Linked DNA regions of Homo sapiens: region 2 is linked to region 1. Evidence: chromatin loops called from intact Hi-C (ENCODE). Cell type or tissue: IMR-90. All regions are shown on one strand. Each heading gives the region's core, and the rest is flanking DNA. Links, peaks and the distances in the headings are about the cores only.

The links. A loop is a pair of places that touch in the nucleus more often than their neighbours do. Peaks named below come from ENCODE experiments on the same cell type or tissue, not always from the same donor. Only the 100,000 strongest peaks of a DNase experiment are listed, where the experiment ranks them.
Region 2: a loop joins it to region 1, with 2.6 times the contacts of the local background. A loop is called at or near these places in 6 of 110 quality-filtered maps.

The regions. Positions count from the first base shown.
Region 1 is chr6:45,070,043-45,079,084 of GRCh38, reverse strand. All of the region lies in intron 3 of SUPT3H (SPT3 homolog, SAGA and STAGA complex component), which reads left to right. Among named protein-coding and RNA genes, the nearest start is that of MIR586, 120 kb to the left of the region's middle. RefSeq lists a silencer at 4,286-4,486. In IMR-90, for the core only: no CTCF peak of the experiment used is centred there; DNase peaks (open chromatin) are centred at 2,664 and 3,604; H3K27ac peaks cover 163 bases.
Region 2 is chr6:44,664,244-44,673,285 of GRCh38, reverse strand. No RefSeq gene overlaps it. Among named protein-coding and RNA genes, the nearest start is that of MIR4642, 230 kb to the right of the region's middle. RefSeq lists enhancers at 4,145-4,652, 5,671-6,179. In IMR-90, for the core only: a CTCF peak has its summit at 4,988; a DNase peak (open chromatin) is centred at 5,875; H3K27ac peaks cover 250 bases; H3K27me3 peaks cover 721 bases.

The DNA.
Region 1 (9,042 bases), core at 487-8,486:
CCAGCCTCGGCCTCCCAAAGTGCTGGGATTATAGGCATGAGCCACCGCGCCCAGCAATATATGTAACAAAATAATAGCTGAAAACTTCCCAAGTATGGGGAGAGATGTGGACATTGAGATCAAGAAAGCACAAATGTCCCATGTTAGATTCAAGTGAAAAAGATTCTCTGGAGCACATTATAATTAAACTGTCAAAAGTCAAAGACAGAGAATTCTAAAAGCTGCAAAAGAAAAACACTGAGTCACATATAAGGGAATTTCCATTAGACTATCCGTATATTTACCAACATAAACTTTGTAGGCCAGAAGAGAATGAGGTGTTGTATTCAAAGTGCTGAAAGGAAAGGAAAGGAAGGAAAACAAACAAACAAACAAATAAAAAAACCTGTCAGCCAAGTATACTGTATCCAACAAAGCTCTCCTTTCGAAATGAAAGAGAAAAAGAGACCTTCCCAGAGGAGCAAAAGCTGAGGGAATTTATCACCACTTGACCAGACTTACAAGAAATTCTTAAAGGAATGCTACAACAGGAAATAAAAAGGTGAGAATCATTGTAATGAAAACATGTGAAAGTATAAAACTCACCAATAGAGCTAAATTTATAATAAAACTAAGAACACCCCAATGCTGTAACGATACTGTGTAAATCTTTCAGTCAACTAATATGAAGGTTTAAGGTCAAAATGGTCAAAAACAACAACTGCAATGTTGGCTAAGGAACACATAATAAATAAAAATGTAAATTAAGGCCACAGAAATATAAATTGTGTGGCAGAGTGGAAAAGTCGAGAGTATTTTTATGTGACCAACATTTAATTAATTACAGCAGATATACAAACAAAAAAGAGAACAAAACCAAAGCAGTAAACAGTAGAGCATGAAAGGAAGAAAGGAGGTATAAAATGACCGGAGGACTGGACATGGTGGCTCACACCTGTAATCCCAGCACTTTGGGAGGCCAAGGCGGGCAGATCACTTGAAGTCAGGAGTTCAAGACCAGTCTGGCCAACATGGCGAAACTCTGTCTCTACTGAAAATACTGAAATTAGCCAGGTGTACTGACAGTCCTGTCTTTCTTATGTTTTAGATTGTGTGTTCCCCCACCCCCCCAACCAGTCCTTCTATCCATCTGATTTTGTTTAATTTCTGTTTTTAGCAATTCCTCAGTTTTGGCTCACTAATACCATTCTTTATTTTCCAAAATTGTTTTTGAAGCTTTTCTTTTTTCCTCCAAAATACACCTTTTTAAAACTTCTTGAAATTTTAGGCAAAACAAAAAGTTGAGGTGTGGGCTATTTGTCATTTTGATCTATCTTTCTTTACTTTTGTGTTTATTGAGTTTTTCTACTGATAATGTGACACTATAAGTAGAAATGCACTTGGCCTTGCAGAAATACAGATTTTTATTGATTTGTTTCATGAACACTTTTTTTTTTCTTTTCTTTTTTTTTTTTTTTTGAAACAAGGTCTCACTCTGTCACCTAGGCTGGAGTGCAGTGGCACGATTATGGCTCACTGCAGCTTCAATCTCCTGGGCTCAAGTGATCCTCCCACCACAGCCTCCTGAATAGCTGGGACTATAGGCACAGGCCACCACACCTGGCTAGTTTTTAAAGTTTTTGTAGAGACAGGGTTTCACTATGTTGCCCAGGCTGGTTTCAAACTCCTGGACTTAAGCGATCCTCCCACTTCAACCTGCCAAAGTGCTGGGATTATAGGCATGAGCCACCATGCCCAGCCTATGAACATTTCTTAAACACCTATCATAAGCAAAATCCTATGGTTGGTACTATGGACAAGGCCTTCTATCTCAATAGAGAGGATATAGTTTGTATGGTATATGGTCTGTTCAGGAATGAATATACTACTAATGAAGATGTAATGTTTTATAAAGTGTCACAGTGGTTCAAAAAGGGAGAAATTACTTCTTCCTTAAAAGAATGAGGGAAAGCTTCGTGGGGGAAATCATTTTTATGCTGGTATTGGAAGTGGTGGTATCTGACCACATAGAGATTAGAAAGAGAGTTGAGACAGTGGGAAGTACAGGTAGGAGAACAAGTCAAGAAAAGTGAATAGAACATTTTGAGGGGAACATAGCATGCATGAAAAGGAACAAAGGGAGATTAAAAAACTACCAAACCATATTCGGTAGAAATTTAGAGCCATTTAAAGTTTTGAGCCTAGTTTCAGCTGGTGTTTTTAGCTGATAACCCAGTATTGTGCATGGAATAATTTGAGGCAAGGAGGCCATTTCTAGGGGGCCCTGCTAGGAAACTGGGCATCTAGACTGCCAGGGCTTGACAATAGGTTGGATTTTCTTTCAAGCAGATTGTAAGAAATCATTAGTGTTACTCAGTAGGCTGCAACTTAATCATTTTGACAGCCAAAGGGGGCTAATGATTAAAGGCGTCAATTTAATTATTTAAAACATTTGACCATATATGCAGAATATAACCTTGTATCACTATTTTACAAGTACAAAAGCATTTTTGAGTGTGAGTCTGACTTCATTGACTAAAGTTTGGAAGAGCCTGTTTGTATCAGAGAATACATCAGAGTCTCTGCCCTAGTTTTTTTTTTTTCTTCTTGTAGTATATTCTTTATGATAATCAGACACGTAACAGGAAGAACATCTCCATCTGGTAATCATTACCTGTAGGATGTAGAGCTTGTATGTGTCTTCTGGAAGTTAACTTTTAATGTTAAACAAAGGAAGCTGATCAAAACCAGCTGTAAAACCTTTGCATAGTTCATATTTTATACAGTCAGCATTACATTACCATTCACATGACTGTATGTCTGAAGTTTTCTAAAAAAGTAAATCTTTCATTAAAATTATTGTAATCCTGATTTTATAGTTAACACAACTTAAATGTTTCCCTGTTTGGCAGGAACATTTAACGCAATTGACATCACTGTGTGTATGGTTATACACCTTGGAGAAATAATGGCTCATTTATTAAACATATATGCCACTATTAATATATTTGGGATGCAGTCAAAATAAAAGCAGTAGGTAGGTCAAAATATAATTTTCTAATTTAAAATTATGAGGTTAATAAATGTAGAAACTTGCCAGCTAAACATGTAACAGGCCATTAAATATATTATATGAACTAATTATATAGATACTGAAAATTATTCTAGTAATACCCCCTTTGACACATGGCATTTATTATAATCCTAGGTACACACAAGCATAGTAATTTTAGATCATTATTATTTATGAAAAGAAATGGCTCAGAATTATAAATCAGGAAGAAGACTTCTTTTTTTTTCCCTTAATTGAATTTAGAACTACTGTGGAACTTGGAAGAATTAAAAATTCATCCTGGGCAGTGCTTTGCATTCTGCAGGTATATCGTGTATGTTAAATAATAATAGTTTCTTCTGCCTGGAACTTGCAGTCGTTATATAAATAGCAATTTTGAAATCACAAAGCACATGAATTTCTAACAACACATACTTGTGAAAGATCTGTAACAACAGTATTGAGGATTTGCTATCATGAGATGGAATTTCATGACGAGAAAATTTACCAGATAATGTAATGACTCAGGCAGAACAATTTAAGCAGAAGACAGTAAGCATTTCTCTCCGAAGGAAATATTTTGTTATTCAGTGGTTGTTTTGTAGATGATTAATACTGTTGTGTTGGAAATGTTCTAGTCTGGAGAAACCTAAGTATTGCTCACAAATACCATGTAGTCAGAGAAGCCAAGGACATTTCTGGTGATTCAATATAGTGTAACATCAAGTATGACCATATCTGGTATTAGGGCCACTGTTGTAAAGGTGCTTTTCTCAGGCCTTGGTTAACTGTTTAGGAAGGTATTTAAAAATGTACAAGCACATAAGTGGAAAGTAACTGATGGCAAACGAATAATTTTCAAAATACTATAATTATAGTTTTCATTTCTGCTAATAGTGGCATATTCCTGTTTTAAAAGATATGGAATATATTAATTGTATGCCGAAAAGGCACTGAACCATGTTAGTCTCTGAGAATTGACAAGCTATCATTCCTTAGGAGAGAGATTTAAAGAATGGTCTACTTCAGTCACAGTATTTGTGTTAGAACGCTTAAGTAAATTTAAGACATTCATTTTTAACACAAAAATAAATAATTTGTAGCACGAAGCACATAGCAGAAACTCAGTATATGTATGTTTATTAAATTATTGTACCAAGACTTAATTATATTAACACCTTTCTTAAACTGTATCTATGTGTGTATGTATAATATCTGTAAATACACATATTTGTATACATAAGATTAACAGAAAAAGTGCAGATTGTAAGTGCTTAACTCAGGGAGTTTTGACAGTTCTGCACTCCCATGTAACCAGCACCCCAAAAGCAAGGAATAGTATTTCCTGTACTTTAGAAAGTTCTCCTTTCCAGTCACAACTTTCTTACTTCCTCCAGTGGTTTCTATTACCATAGTTTAGCGTGTCTGTTCTTGGATGTCATGTAAGTGCAATTACATAGAGTGTGCCCTTTTGTGTCTAGCTTTCCTTGGTTTTGTTAGTCTTTTTTATTTTATGTATTCTAGTGGGTGTGCAGTATTATTTTATTGTGATTTTCATTTCTGTTTCCTTAAAGATGAATGATATTGAGCACCTTTCACTTGGCTTATTGCCTTTCATATATCTCACTTTGTGGTGTGTCTATTCAAACTTTTTGTTCCTTTTTATTGGGTTATTAATACTTTCTATGTTTTGTCCAAGAAATCTTTGCATACCCAAAGGTCAAGAAGACTTTCTGTTAGGTTTCTTAATGTTTATATGGTATCTATTATCTTTATAGTTATATGGTACCTATTATCTTTATGGTTATAGTTTTTATGCTTAATTTTGTGGTCCATATTTAATTATTTTTTAGGTATTGAGTTAGATAGATAGTGGAGCTTTTTTGTTTTCCATTTAGCTGTTTCAGTAACATTTGTTACCTGTGTTTCAGCAACATTTTTGGACATAAATAAAGGACTGTGTGACTAAAATTACATATAGAGTTAACATTTTTATTCTCTTTCCTCCTTTAATTTAATTGCTTTTCTGTTTAGGTGCTTTTCTGAACCCTTGCAGGTTTAACCACTAGTGAATCACTAAGCTGTGTCTTTCATAACATTTCAACAAATTGATGTCAGCACTCATTGCAGTTTTCTGTTCTCTTCCATAGAAATACTCAAGAATCAATTAATTCTGTCAATAAGAAGTGATCTGTAGAATTTGTATCTAACTTCTATCCTGTATCCCTCCTCCTATTCTCACCTTATATAGCTCCTTTTTCTTGCCCTTTTCATAGCTGATAGTAAAGAAACGAACTTCAGTACCTCACAAAACAAGTCAAAAGATCTTAAGTATTTTCTGAAACTATTTAGCTGTGGTTTGAGAACATGATGCCCCTAACATGTTAAGGTATTTGGTATAGTAGTATAAATCAAGGTATTAGATATAGTAGCATAAATTAGTGACTATTCTATATAAAATTTCCTAGTCATCTGTGTTCATTTTGGGATGCATCCCATCAAAGGAGATGGCTTTGTGGTTTTTTACATTAAATATATTTTATCAGTTCGCCATAAACTGACATAAATTGGAAGATCCATTTTTGGATTTGAGTTTTGAATTATTTGTGATTTTTATCTTTATTAAGCTTTTTTTTGTATTTTCTGAGCTTTCCATGATAAACATTTATTGCTTTTATAACAAATCCATGGGTAGATTGTATTCTCTAAACTTTTGGTAGTCTAATTAATTAACAAGGTATATGTAGATACTAGGGCACTTTGATTAATGAATTCTCAAGCTGATATAAATAGAAGACAGAATTGAGCTTCTAGAATGCTTTCAGTTGGTAGGTTTCATTATATTGTTTGAGTTATATAGACACATATGTTTGAATGACACTGCTCATGGAATACCTACATATCTTCAGCGTAGATAATGAAGACTATCTGTCAAAGTATCAACCAAAATCTTGTCTGTGAGTATAGATAAGAGATGAGAAATAGACTTTAACGGAGAAAGTCATTTCTTTCAAATTCATATTTAGGCAAATAAACATCAGAAAACATCAAGAAATCTTAGAAATGACAGAACAATAAATGATACTATTGTTTCGTGGCTTCTAAGATGTACTTTTTTTTTAAACTTTTTAACTTTCTGATGTTTGGATTTGTGGTGACACAGCTGTTATTTCCTGAGTTCTGGTAAGATAGAGAGAGGGCCAGTATCCAAGTTTGAAGAAGGTGTCAGTGCCTCAGATTAAAACCCAGGAGCTTTTAATCCTAGATTGGGCAGCCTTGGTAACACAAAGAAAGATGGGTACCAATTACTCTGCATCAAAAAGAGATTCAGAAGAGTCAGACTCTGAATGTGAAAACATTTTACGAATACTTTAACCAATTTTTTTTGCTGCTGTTTTCCTCCTTTTTATGCTGAAGTGAAACAATAATGCCCAAGTATGATCTATAATGATAATCTATGCCTTGAATCTAAAAGAACTTTAAAAATGAGAATAAAATAAAAATTCTAAGTCAATGCTTCTTAGACTATCTGAAGCCAAGGTCTAGTTTTTTGTTTTCTACCTTCACCACTTTTATAAAATATATTTGAAATTTTCACTGCAATATTAAAATGTTACAAAAGTTTCTAAACACTCTTATTTTCTGACCTTGTAGACTGATAACAGTTTATGGTCTGGCACTGGTCAGGGTCCACATTTTGAGTGGCACTGAAAAGAAAACATTTTATCAGTTTAATTTTCATTGTGTCTTTTTTTTCTTAACCCACCAAAATAATGGTGATCTTACACTTGGTGGTGTTAGAGGTTTGATGAAATAGTTGGTGTATATTGCCTAATTTCTTTAAAAGCATTGTTTTAGGAGTCTGACTGCCTAGTTAACTTTGGAGGAAGTCCCATATCATTTCTAAGCCTGAGCCTTTTGATTGTAAAGTGGGGATAATATTAGTTCTGACTTCATAGCATTGTTGTAATCATTAAATAAGAAAATTTGTGGAAATCACTTGACTGGACGTAGTAGGAATGTCATATATATTAAAGCATATTGTCATACTCACCCAGACTTTTCCTCATAGGAACTCAATGACAGGGCACTGTAGAGAGATTATTAGCATGCCAGGAGATTACCCCTCCTCAAAGAGCTGGCTCTCAAGGACCTTTGAATTCAGGTATAATCCAGGGAATACCAACAGCCTTGCATTTCTTTGGTAGGTCTGGGCATCAGAGATCTGTATCACATTGAAGGATGTATGTCTGAATGAGCTGAAACAGGTCTTTAGTAAGCAATTGATAGAAAGTCATGATCTCCCTTCTCAGAGAGAGGAATCTAGTAAAGACTTAAGATGGCTTGTCAGGGCTCATTTTGGACAGATCAATGTTCTCAGTAGGACTCTAGTCCCAAAAGAAAACTGGAGTGCACCCTAATAACTGGGACAGATCCCCAGTCACAGTATACATGGCTCAGGGTTCTGGGAAAGCTGTTTCTTGGGTGACATGTGAACATATAATATCTTACCTGTCCTCTGCATTGGGTATCAGGCTAAGACAACTGATTCTCTTTTACCCTTTTCTGGCTGCTGACTCTTTCTCCTTGACTCCAAGCATAATAAGGACTCAGATTGCAGATCAGTGATCTTTAATGGATATCATGGGGCAAAAAAAGACAGGAAAATAATAAAGAGTTTACTGGGTTTGGTTAGGTAGTTTCCTCATGTGTAACTTTTGCAATTTTTTTCAATGTTTCTAACAATTTTAAAATATAATTTAGATTTTCTTGATGTGGGTCTGGGGAATCCTTGGTTTACTGACCTATGGGATTAATAAAAATTTAGGTTTCCCAGGTGTCTGTTAACCATGCTTTCATTGTTCATATATCCCAATTAACTTGAAACTCTTGCCAAATAGGAACCTGCCTGAAATGAAGATACATATTTCTATTACTATGTCCATTTTTCTTCATTTTACATTCTCCAAAAAAGGTAAACAGAGACAAAATATGGGAAACATCTTTTTTCTGTATTGGTTTGATTACTTTTTATCATATTTATTTTAATAGTATAGCAAACATACTGATTAATTAGGAATAAATGGCAAGAAAAGACTTACAAAGAATAGGGAATTTGTTTTGCGGCTCGGATGTTTGTTGCTTATACATCTGCTTTGTTTCCTGTGAACTTAATGGTGATTTTAAATTTAGTAATATAAACTCTCTGCTATACACTGGTAGTAACACTTCTTCCTTGTCGTCACTCCAGTTTGTAAAAAGAAATTGCTTTCATTTTGAGATTAAAGCATTTCTTTTTTTTTTTTTTTTTTTTGTTTGAGACAGAGTTTTGCTCTTATTACCCAGGCTGGAGTGCAGTGGTGCAATCTCAGCTCACTGCAACCTCCACCTCCCAGGTTCAAGTGATTCTCCTGCCTCAGGAGTAGCTGGGATTACAGGCGCGTGCTGCCATGCCCGGCCAATTTTTTGTATTTTTAGTAGAGACGGGGTTTCACCATGTTGGGCAGGCTGGTCTCGAACTCCTGACCTTAGGTGATCCGTCTGCCTCTGCCAAAGTGCTGGGATTACAGGCGTGAGCCACCATGCCCGGCCAAAGCATTTCATTTTACCAGCTGTTGTCCATGCATGTGACCTTATCAACAACAAAAGTATATACTTCTGAATACCAAATAAGATTAGGTTGGATCCTGGGGTTTCCAAATTGGCTTTGGGTGGTCTTGAAAGATCAGAAATCTTCTGTTGATCTGAAAACTCTATATAATTCTCATAAATTTCAATGTGTTATAACTTCAATCAATATAGTGAATATTTTTTCGATAAAATGGGTTTATTGGATAACAATGGTCCTTTTCCCCTTAAGTTTCCAGATTATGCGAAGTCAATCTGGAAAATCCAATGATATATCATTGGATTCATAGCCTATGAAAACATGCAGATTTTCTTCTATGCTTTAGGTAACTTCAAAGCAGACTCTGATAGAAGTCCTCCTTGGGAATGACCATGATATATTC
Region 2 (9,042 bases), core at 765-8,764, 410 kb after region 1:
ATTGGAACCAGTGCTGTCTGACTCCAAAGCCCACGCTCCTGCCTTCAAGCCCGACACCAATGTTCAGGGTCAAGACTATTCCTTTATTTACTCCCAGAATCTTGCTTAGTACTTTGTTAGCGAACTAAAAGCTTTTCATAGCCGTGTGCCTGCCAGCTCTGAGTGTGTTACCTGGAACAAGCTCTCCTAGGATGCCCGGGGGCAGATGAGGGGATCAGCCACATGCCCATGGGCCCTGACTCACCAGCAACTTGAGAACAAGAAGAAGCTCAGCAGGTCACCTGAAACCTTTGTACTGGCCTCTGGCTCAAATGCAACACAAAGAGCTTTTTGCTTCTAGCAGACAGCAGTGGTAGGGTGGTTGGGGAACAGACAGCCTACTCCTGAGATCTGTGGCTTAAAAATTCTCATAATTATTGTTACCACATATCAGTTGTCCAGGCATCTGGACAGATGTGGGGTCCAGGCACCATGCAGACTCTCCTGCATATGTTAATTCCCTGAAAGGCAGGAAGAATTATGCCTAGTTTACAGCTGGGAAAACTGAGGCTCATTGAGATTAAGCAACTTGTTAAAGCTTCCTTAACCTGAGAGTGGCAGATCTGATATCCAAATAGGGTCTGTCAGTATCTAAATGCCATGCTTTCACTAGGACGCCCTGAGGCTCAGATTGTACCTAAGACCAAAGACCAGGTCACTGGGAGGCAGACAATGTGATGGCTCCCAGCCCACCCCTACCCCATCCCCCATCCTCTCCCACAGTAGGGCAGCATGCTGCTTTGGTGGAAATCATCCCTCTCCTAGCTCCATAAGCCAGTCCATGTAGTTTCATCCCCCTTGCCACAGTGATTTATTTGTTCCGGGATGGGAAGGAACTTAGGCTCAAGCCCATCAGTGCTTGACACTCTCCTGGCCATAATGTCTGTCTGAGGCTGGCTAAATCAGAGTGAAGCACAGGACTCGTGTTAAATATTTGGGGGTGGGGTGGGAGAGCTCTCTCTCTCTCACACTCCACAGTGTGGTATGCGGATGTGAGGCCCAGAACAATTGCAGCTGTTTTGCCACCATCTGAGAAATCAGGATGAAATGAAGCCAAATCATCAAAAAGGACAGAACTGGGCAGATCACAGAGAAATGGAGACATAGCCCTGATCAAACCATTCCTGCAAGTTGAACCACTCCTGGCCTTTCCATTGCATTTTCTAATATGTTATTCCCTTACTGTTCAAGTCGGTTTTTGAGCTAAGTTTTCTATTCATTGCAATAGAAATGATCATATCCAGAATCTACAGAAAATTGGCCTGGGTTGGTTTTCATCAGACCAGCCTCTACTAAAAGGAACTGGTTGCGGATGAGGTGAAGCAGCTGTGTGCAGGGCCGAAGGTGCAGGGATGCAAAGGGAGCAGGGTATGGTGGGGAAGTGTAAGGGAGGGGAGGGGTGGGGGGCTGAGGGAGAGGAGGGGGAGAGAAGAACTGAGGGGCTGGGGATTGAGAGTGTAAGAGACATTAGAGGAATTAGGGGTGTAAGGGGGCTAGGAGAATTTGGGAGGAGTGGAGGGTGGGGTAAAGAGATAAGTAAGGTGAGGGGTGAGAGAGCAAGGGGGTGAAGGAGGTGAGGATGCTGAAGGAGATGAGGGGGTAAGGGAGTGAAGGGGGTGAGGAAATTAAGGAGGGGAGGAGTTGGGAGGGGGCCTCCTAGGGGCCGTCCCAGGCCAGAGCTGCCAGGAGCACTCCTCTGGCTGCTGGGGACCCTGTTCCCACTGGGCAGGGGAGGCATCCTGCCTCGAGCCGTGGGGGGAACCAGAAGTCATGGAGGGAACCTGAAGTGGGAAGGCTGAACACATTGATGTAAATCGTTGCCCTCCATGTTTTCAGTTCCTTGTTGCTGAGAAATGGAGACTAGCCCTGATCAAACCATTTCTCTGCAACAAGAAAGGATTGAGCCCTGGGCTTTCAACCCTTGTTCCAAAGAACTAAGCATAGAAAGAATTCACCTGCTTCAAAGAGAGGGGATATTTTTGGAACTAAAACACTCCCCTTCCTCTTGCCTTAACCTTTTGCCCGGAGAGCACTGGGAAGCCTTGGTGAGGCTGCAGAGAAGGAAGGTGGACCCCACTGTGCACTGACTCCATCTGTGAAAATCTTGAATTACAAAGGAAAGCAGAGAAGACAGTATGATCACAAAAGGCTTCTTCCCATGATAAAAGGAGGTTCTGCAGTAGTCTTGTGAATAGTGAGCTGTCGAAGTGTCTTTAAAATCATATCTCAATTTACAGGAATCTGGCCTCATTTTACAGAATCCATCACCATTAGTAAGCAAGGCACACCCAAAGATAGGGTGCACCTAATGAGGACAAGGGCCCAAATTAGCCTTCTCTCTGGTCCTTGCCTCAGTTTCTCATTATCAAATCTGTCCTGAGGTTGTGCAGTCAGGGCCTCTCAAAACGCTCTGGCCCGCTGGACCTCCTGTCTTTAAAAAGACACACACACCTTTGTTCCTTCACCAGTGCATCCTTTTCTCAGACCTTTAGGTCATGGGAAAATGGTAGACAACTTGAAAATCTGCCCAAATCTGGCTCTGCAGCTTGAGTTATGTTTCTTAACCTCTCTGAGCTTCAGTGTACTCCTCTCTTAGTAGGTACTATGTCACAAGGCAGTTGTTGTATTAAACAAGAAAAATGCAAGTCAAAACACAAAACTTGATACTAGTAGATGTTGAATAAATTGTTTAAAGAAAAGAATACATCTGTGCAATGTACGGAAGGATGGATTGAACAAAGTGCTTAATTGCAGACAACAGAGTCTACTCTAGCTATTGACATGAAAATGAGTTTATTACAGAGTATGTGGGAGTTTGCAAAGTTTCTTGGGAGGCCCAGGAACCAAGCCAGGATGCTGCCCAACCAAAAACAATGCAGACTAGACAAATACCCAACCACACCACAGGACAATTTCAGCAGAAACTCTACACCCATGATGTTGGGAACCAGTCAGGATGGTTCCAGAAAAAACAAACATGTCCCCAGGGGATCCAATGTACCCACACTTGGCCACCACTCATGTTGCTCGCTGCCATCTTTCCTGCCACATGTGAGGCTGCCATTTGCTATACCTGCGCCATTAGCAGGTAACTCTGGCTGCAGAGAACCAACCCCTCATATTTGGGAAAGTCAGAGAGGCTGGTTTAGGCAGATGTTTAGTGAAGCAGCCTGCAGTGTTCACCATGTTGGGGCATCTCAGAACCCCTTGTTGTCCAGGTCTGGAAAGAGCCAACAATGTTGGGGGGTCCCATGCTGTCCCCACCACTGGTCTGTGCCCAGGAGCTACAGCATTCAATCTCTGTCATGCTCTTTAACCTGGCACCAACAGCTTCCCAGAATCCAGCCCAAACTACCACCTTGGCCTTGCCTTCCTCCTCTTGTTTACAGGACTCCTCTCTTTCAGGCAGCCCAGCCTACTCACTGGCTTCTGCCTCCTGAGATCCTGCAGGACATTGGGGGAAGGTGGACACTATGCATGCAGGCACACAAAGCCTTGATTTCAAGTTCCAGCCCTGTTATTTGTCTTCTAGCTATGGGACTGGGATGAATGATTTCCCTCTGGCCTTTAAATCCCTCACCTACCATTGCGTGATCATCACAACACCTCCCACTGCTGCGAGACTCCAAAGAAGGGCTAGGTGGAAAAAGCACTTGGTACATTGAAGAGCGCTCATATGGTCACTCAGAGCTTTCTCATCCTTCAAGGTTCAGCTCAAAACTGACTTCGCCGCCAACGCTGCCTGGATCCTGACTCTGTTGGGATTGTTCTCAGAGCCTGCTCAGTGTACTTGGAAATGTCCTTCAAAGCCTGCTAACTCTCATCATTTCAGGGTTGATCTGATATTTAGAAGCAACTGAAAATCATTTGAAGCCAATCCCAGTGAATTAGGTGAGTAATCAAACTGGGTAATGAAATTTTTTGGTCAATAACGAGGTGGGACGGAGTGGTTTATTTTTTTTTCCATGTGGCCCACACAAATGGACTCTGAAGGCAATTCCAAAAGAGATGCCACAAGGAACTTGAGCGATGGCAACTCCACTGGAATTGGATGGAGCCTTCCAGTGGAATGTCTTTGGAGTCCTACTCTGTTTGCTGAAAAAACACAGTCATTATTTTATAATCACATCTTACATAAACATCAGCTTTTCTCTACTGGCTTTGAAACTGGCATGTATAAACAATGTTCCCTCAATTTATTTTGAGTAAATGACCATAGTCAACAAGCAAGAATCTATAAAGATGGAATATATGTATTTGGAATTTTAGTGTTGTAATTAAATCAAACGTACAGCGAAGGTTATCTGATGCATAATTAATCATTTGCATAGTTGTTGCTATGTGGCTTGGTAATAAGGTATAAATGTTCTTTGCCTAATTTTGGCACAACAAACTCAGGCATTTTGGACGTTGGCTGGGATGGGGAGAGAGGGGGAAATGCGGGTACGGGGGATGGGGCAGGCTTAGCTCTCCAGCCCTCTCTGCCACTCCCTCCCCAGCAGGTCTCATCTGGGCACAGGAGACCGCTTGGCCTCAAGCTAAGATGTAGTTTCAAGACTGAGCCCGTGGGCCAGGACTCTGAGAGCAGTGGGCCGTGGATGCTGCCAGTTCTGTCTTCCGGAAGAAGAAAAATGAGTTAGAGGTTGGGAAGATGTTTCTGGGGCCCAGGAGGCAGTCAGCTCCTGCTTGGAAGGTTGATGAATCCAGAAGTGAATCTGGCTTGCCCCCTCTCTGGGTAGGTGACCTTGGGCTGCTTAGTAACCTCCCTGAACCTCAGCGGTTTCCTGATTCAATGGCAGGGTTCCTGGGGCATAATGAAAAACTCTAGGTGCATAGTAGGCACTCCATGAAAGAAGTCTTGGTCTCTTTCCCCAGGGACGCTGGAGGCAGGGTGAGGGTGGTGGCGGCACAGCAAGTCAAGGATGTCACTTAGCCATCTGTCGGCAGGGGTAGGAACTGCAAAGGGCTTTGGGAAGGCTGGCAGAGCTCTTCAGATGAGATGCTCCCTCTTCTCTCTTTCTCGTCCCTTTTATTATCACATATCACATTCCTAACGCCAGCATTCAGGAACAGCTGGTTTTATGGAGGCAGAGGAAAGAAGGACTCCCTCAAGAGATAATCATGGGGCATGGCTGGCTTGTGAAAGTCCCAGGGGCTCAGCGCTGTGTGGGGCCAGAGCAGGCTTAGCAGGGCAGGGCCAAGGAGGCTGAACAGTGGGCCCTGGAGGAGCGGAGTCCTTGAAGTGCAAGAGAAGGGAGGGGCCCACCTGCAGGGAGAAAAGAGGGAAGGCACCTCGGCAAAATGGGGCTCTGCTGTACCTTGTTCTTTAACCCTGTGATGGTTGACAAGCTATTTCTGTGCACTCTGAAGGGGTGCCCTTGGTTTGGGGAACTGACAAAAGGCAGACACTGGGGGATGAATCAAAGGTGTGTGGGGCAAAGGAAGGGCTTCAACTAGATGGGAACTGGCCTCCCAGATTCTGCACCATGCAGAGATCCAGGGGAACCTGGCCTGCAAATCCTGTAACTTGGCTGGGTTTTATTCAAGGTGGGCGGTCTAGTCCTGGTGGTAGGAGGAGGGAGGAGAAACACATTCAAGTTGTGTTGCTTATTAATGGGAAAGATCCTTTCTCTGGAGACACATAGAAAGAGGAAGAGGAAAACAGCCACAGGTCTGAACAGTCCAAAAAGCCGGAGCAAATGCGACTGTCAGATCCCAGCTCCCCCAACACCCCCTGTGGAGGCATTTCACAGGCCTAAAGACGACCATGACTCATCCATTAATTTGAAGAGAAAACAGAGGATGAAAACAACAGAATAGTCCAGACACAAGCATTCTTCTAATGCTTTCCATTCCCCAAACACACATTTTAAACCAGATTCCCTTGGCTTCCCAGAATGTCTTGATTTTATGCTTTCATGAGTCACTAGAGAGAATGCTGAACCCTATAGAGGGGGCAACTGTCAATGAAGTTATTGATGCTTAAGGATGGAGGTGCTGAGACAGCCTGGGGCTCCCAAGCTCTGCCAGCCTCGTCCTTCATACAGGTGAGGGGCCTGAGACCCCAGAGTTAGAAACTTGTGCTCACGCCTGCTTTCCTTCATCCTCTCCCTCTTCTCCTTCTCTTCCCTTCTTCTCCTCTTTCTCTCCTTCCTCCATTCCTTCCAATGCTTCCCTCACACCTTTTCTTGCCGTTCCCTCCTTCTCCTCCTCTGGGTTTCCCTTAAGAAGTGGGTCATCTCAGGTCACCAGGACACAGCCCCTGCCCTTGTCTTGTAAAGCTCTGGTTTACAAAAATCCCACCTGTGCCAGGAAGACCAGGCTCTGCCCAGTCTTCTTTGCAATGCAGAATAGACTTACCTGGTTTTATGAACAGCTTAACCAATTATTTTAAAAACAAATACCCATCGTGGAACACTATGTGAAGGAACATTTCTCTTTCCCAATTTAAAAGCCAGCATATTCTCCTACCGTCCGCAGCCCCTTCTGTGCCTCTCCTTCCCCAAATGCTTGCTTTGGCTTGGGGGAGAGGTTTTCGATATCTGACACCTCTTGAAAGTGTAGTTTGGCAAATGAGAATTGAAATCCACTCCAGACAGCCAGGCCTGCTCTGGGGGCTGCCTAAAAACACCTGGGTCCCTCCTCACACCCGACAAAAGCCAGGCCTCCTGTCTGAAAAAAAAGCAACACCCTGGTCTCTCCACCGTTCCCTGCCCTGCTCCATACTCAGCTGCCCCTGCTCTATGAACACTGAACTAAATTTAAAACCTTGGTACTAAAACAGGTGGTAGAAGCAGGCAGGAGTGGGCCTGGCTGGATTGGGGGCATCTTCCAAGAGTTAAGACAGAGGACTTTTAAGGCTGGACATCTGGGCTTCTTCCCTCCTCCAGCCTCCCCACCAGGCCCTGACTTGACCATCCTCAAAGCCTTGCAGATGTTCAAACTGATTTAAGATGTTCCTGGAAATGACAAGGGAAAGTGTCCAGGTGTCTTTAGCAGGTCTTACCTGAAAAGCCCCCTCTCCCCACAACCTCTGGGAAAGCTGCCTCAGTTGGTACACTTCCCTCTCCCTGGGAATCAAAACTACTTTCCAAGGCCTACATGTGGGCTGGTTTCAATAGCCCCATATAAAACAGCAAACACCCTGTCTAAAGAAAACAGTTTTTAAGGTGCAGCAGAACACATCATAATGCAGAAAACTGTAGCCCAGCAAGCACACGGTGGAATGGAGAAATGGGTAAACTGTTAAGCCAGCACAATGGTTCAGAGATCATAGTGCTGGGCCCGCTGTGGGACGGCCACTCACACAGACACACACAGACCCACACACAGAGCCGTCCCCGATCATGCTCCTGTTTGTACTCAAGCAAACATACCCCCATGGCAACGAAGGGATTTTGCATCACCCAATGCACACTTTGTTGTGCGCATTACGTAATTCATATTTGTAAAAGTTTCCTCTAGGGGTAAATTATTAGGGAGACAAAGGGAAAAAAAGAAAACAAATTCCAGCTTCTTCTAGATTGTGCTCTCAGAGAGGAGCTGTGCCGCCCAGAACAGTTTTCCACTCCCCAGCCATGTTCTTCCTTGGAGGGCGGTGCTGGCCCCAAAAAGAGTCCTGTGCTGTGGAGGGGACACCTGGGTTCTTTCTGCTTTGACTTCCTCATGGGCCAGAACATGAGGCTCCTCTCTGCACCTCAGTGTCTTTCTCTGCTGTGCAGCTCAAGTGTGGGGGCTGATGAGCACAGGAGTTCTTTGAGCATTGGTTGATGGCTTTGAATCCTAAAATGCACAAAGCTTCCATTGCTTTTGTCCCCACTTGCCCTTAGCCCAGCCCATGGCCTTTGTGAATTAGGCTTGCAGCAATTTCTTTTGGGCTGGGCTGTGAGCATTTCTCTAGGTGGTCTGCTCTTGCTGTCTGGGAAGGAAGGGGAGGAGGGTGGCCAGGCAGCCCCCGGAGACCGCAGTCTGTGTGAGGGCCACTCTGGGCCAACCCAGCGAAGCCCCTCAGTGTACCCTGGGTCACTGGGCAGGCACATACCCCAAATGGCAATAGTCTGGGAGCACAGTCTCTTCCTCCTTCTGTCAAACTGCTCATCTGGATCTAGCCTGTACCTGGGATTTCTTATTTATCTAAGTCAAGTATCTCCACATGCAGGTCTGAGGGGGAAAAAAACTGTGAGCTCAGTCGCTCTCTGGCTAAGCACTTAACTTTTCTTTGGCTCCAGACGCATGTTCCAAATACGAGGGTTTACATATAGACATATCTATTTGCAGATAATTTGTCTGAGCCCTTATTATCCTGTAATTGGGTTAAATGCTGCTGTGTAGGCAGCAGCATACCAAAGCCATTGCCGAATCCCTGCAAGGCCTCAGGCCTCCCCTCCCTCCCTCTTTCCTCCTGCAGGCCTATTGGAAGAAAAAGGTAGAAACATAAATTAAGGCAGGGAGAACATATTTCTTTCTTGGAATGAGCTATTTAAAGAACAAGCCAGATGTGCAAATAGACATTTTCCCCTTGCTCTTTACATTTAAAAAGACTGTGTATGTGTATGCATGTGTGTGTGTGTGGGGCGGGGGGTGGTGGTGAGAGAGAGAGAGAGAGAGAGAGAAAGCCTGAAACATACCATTCTCCTCTTCCTGTGGAGACCACCGCACTTTTCAATAAGAGCCATTGGTGGTGGGTCCGATGTCACCGTGTAAACACAGCGAGCCCCTTCCCATGGCAGCAGGGCCCGGCTCTGCCCTTTCTAAAAAGCTGCCCACACTGTCCTTCTCTCTCAAAGCCTTTCATCTTTCACCTCCCCGTTGGTCTCTAGGTCAGACACAGCCCTTCTAAAGGACCACCACCCCGCCCTGCCACCCCCTAGACCTTGAATGATGGGGCCTCTCTTGGAGCCCATGTTCCCAGTGGCTGGAACACATACTTTTACAGTCACCACTTGGCATCGGGACACCAGCTTCATGACTTACCAGGTTCTCTCCAGAGAAAGCACTCTTTGA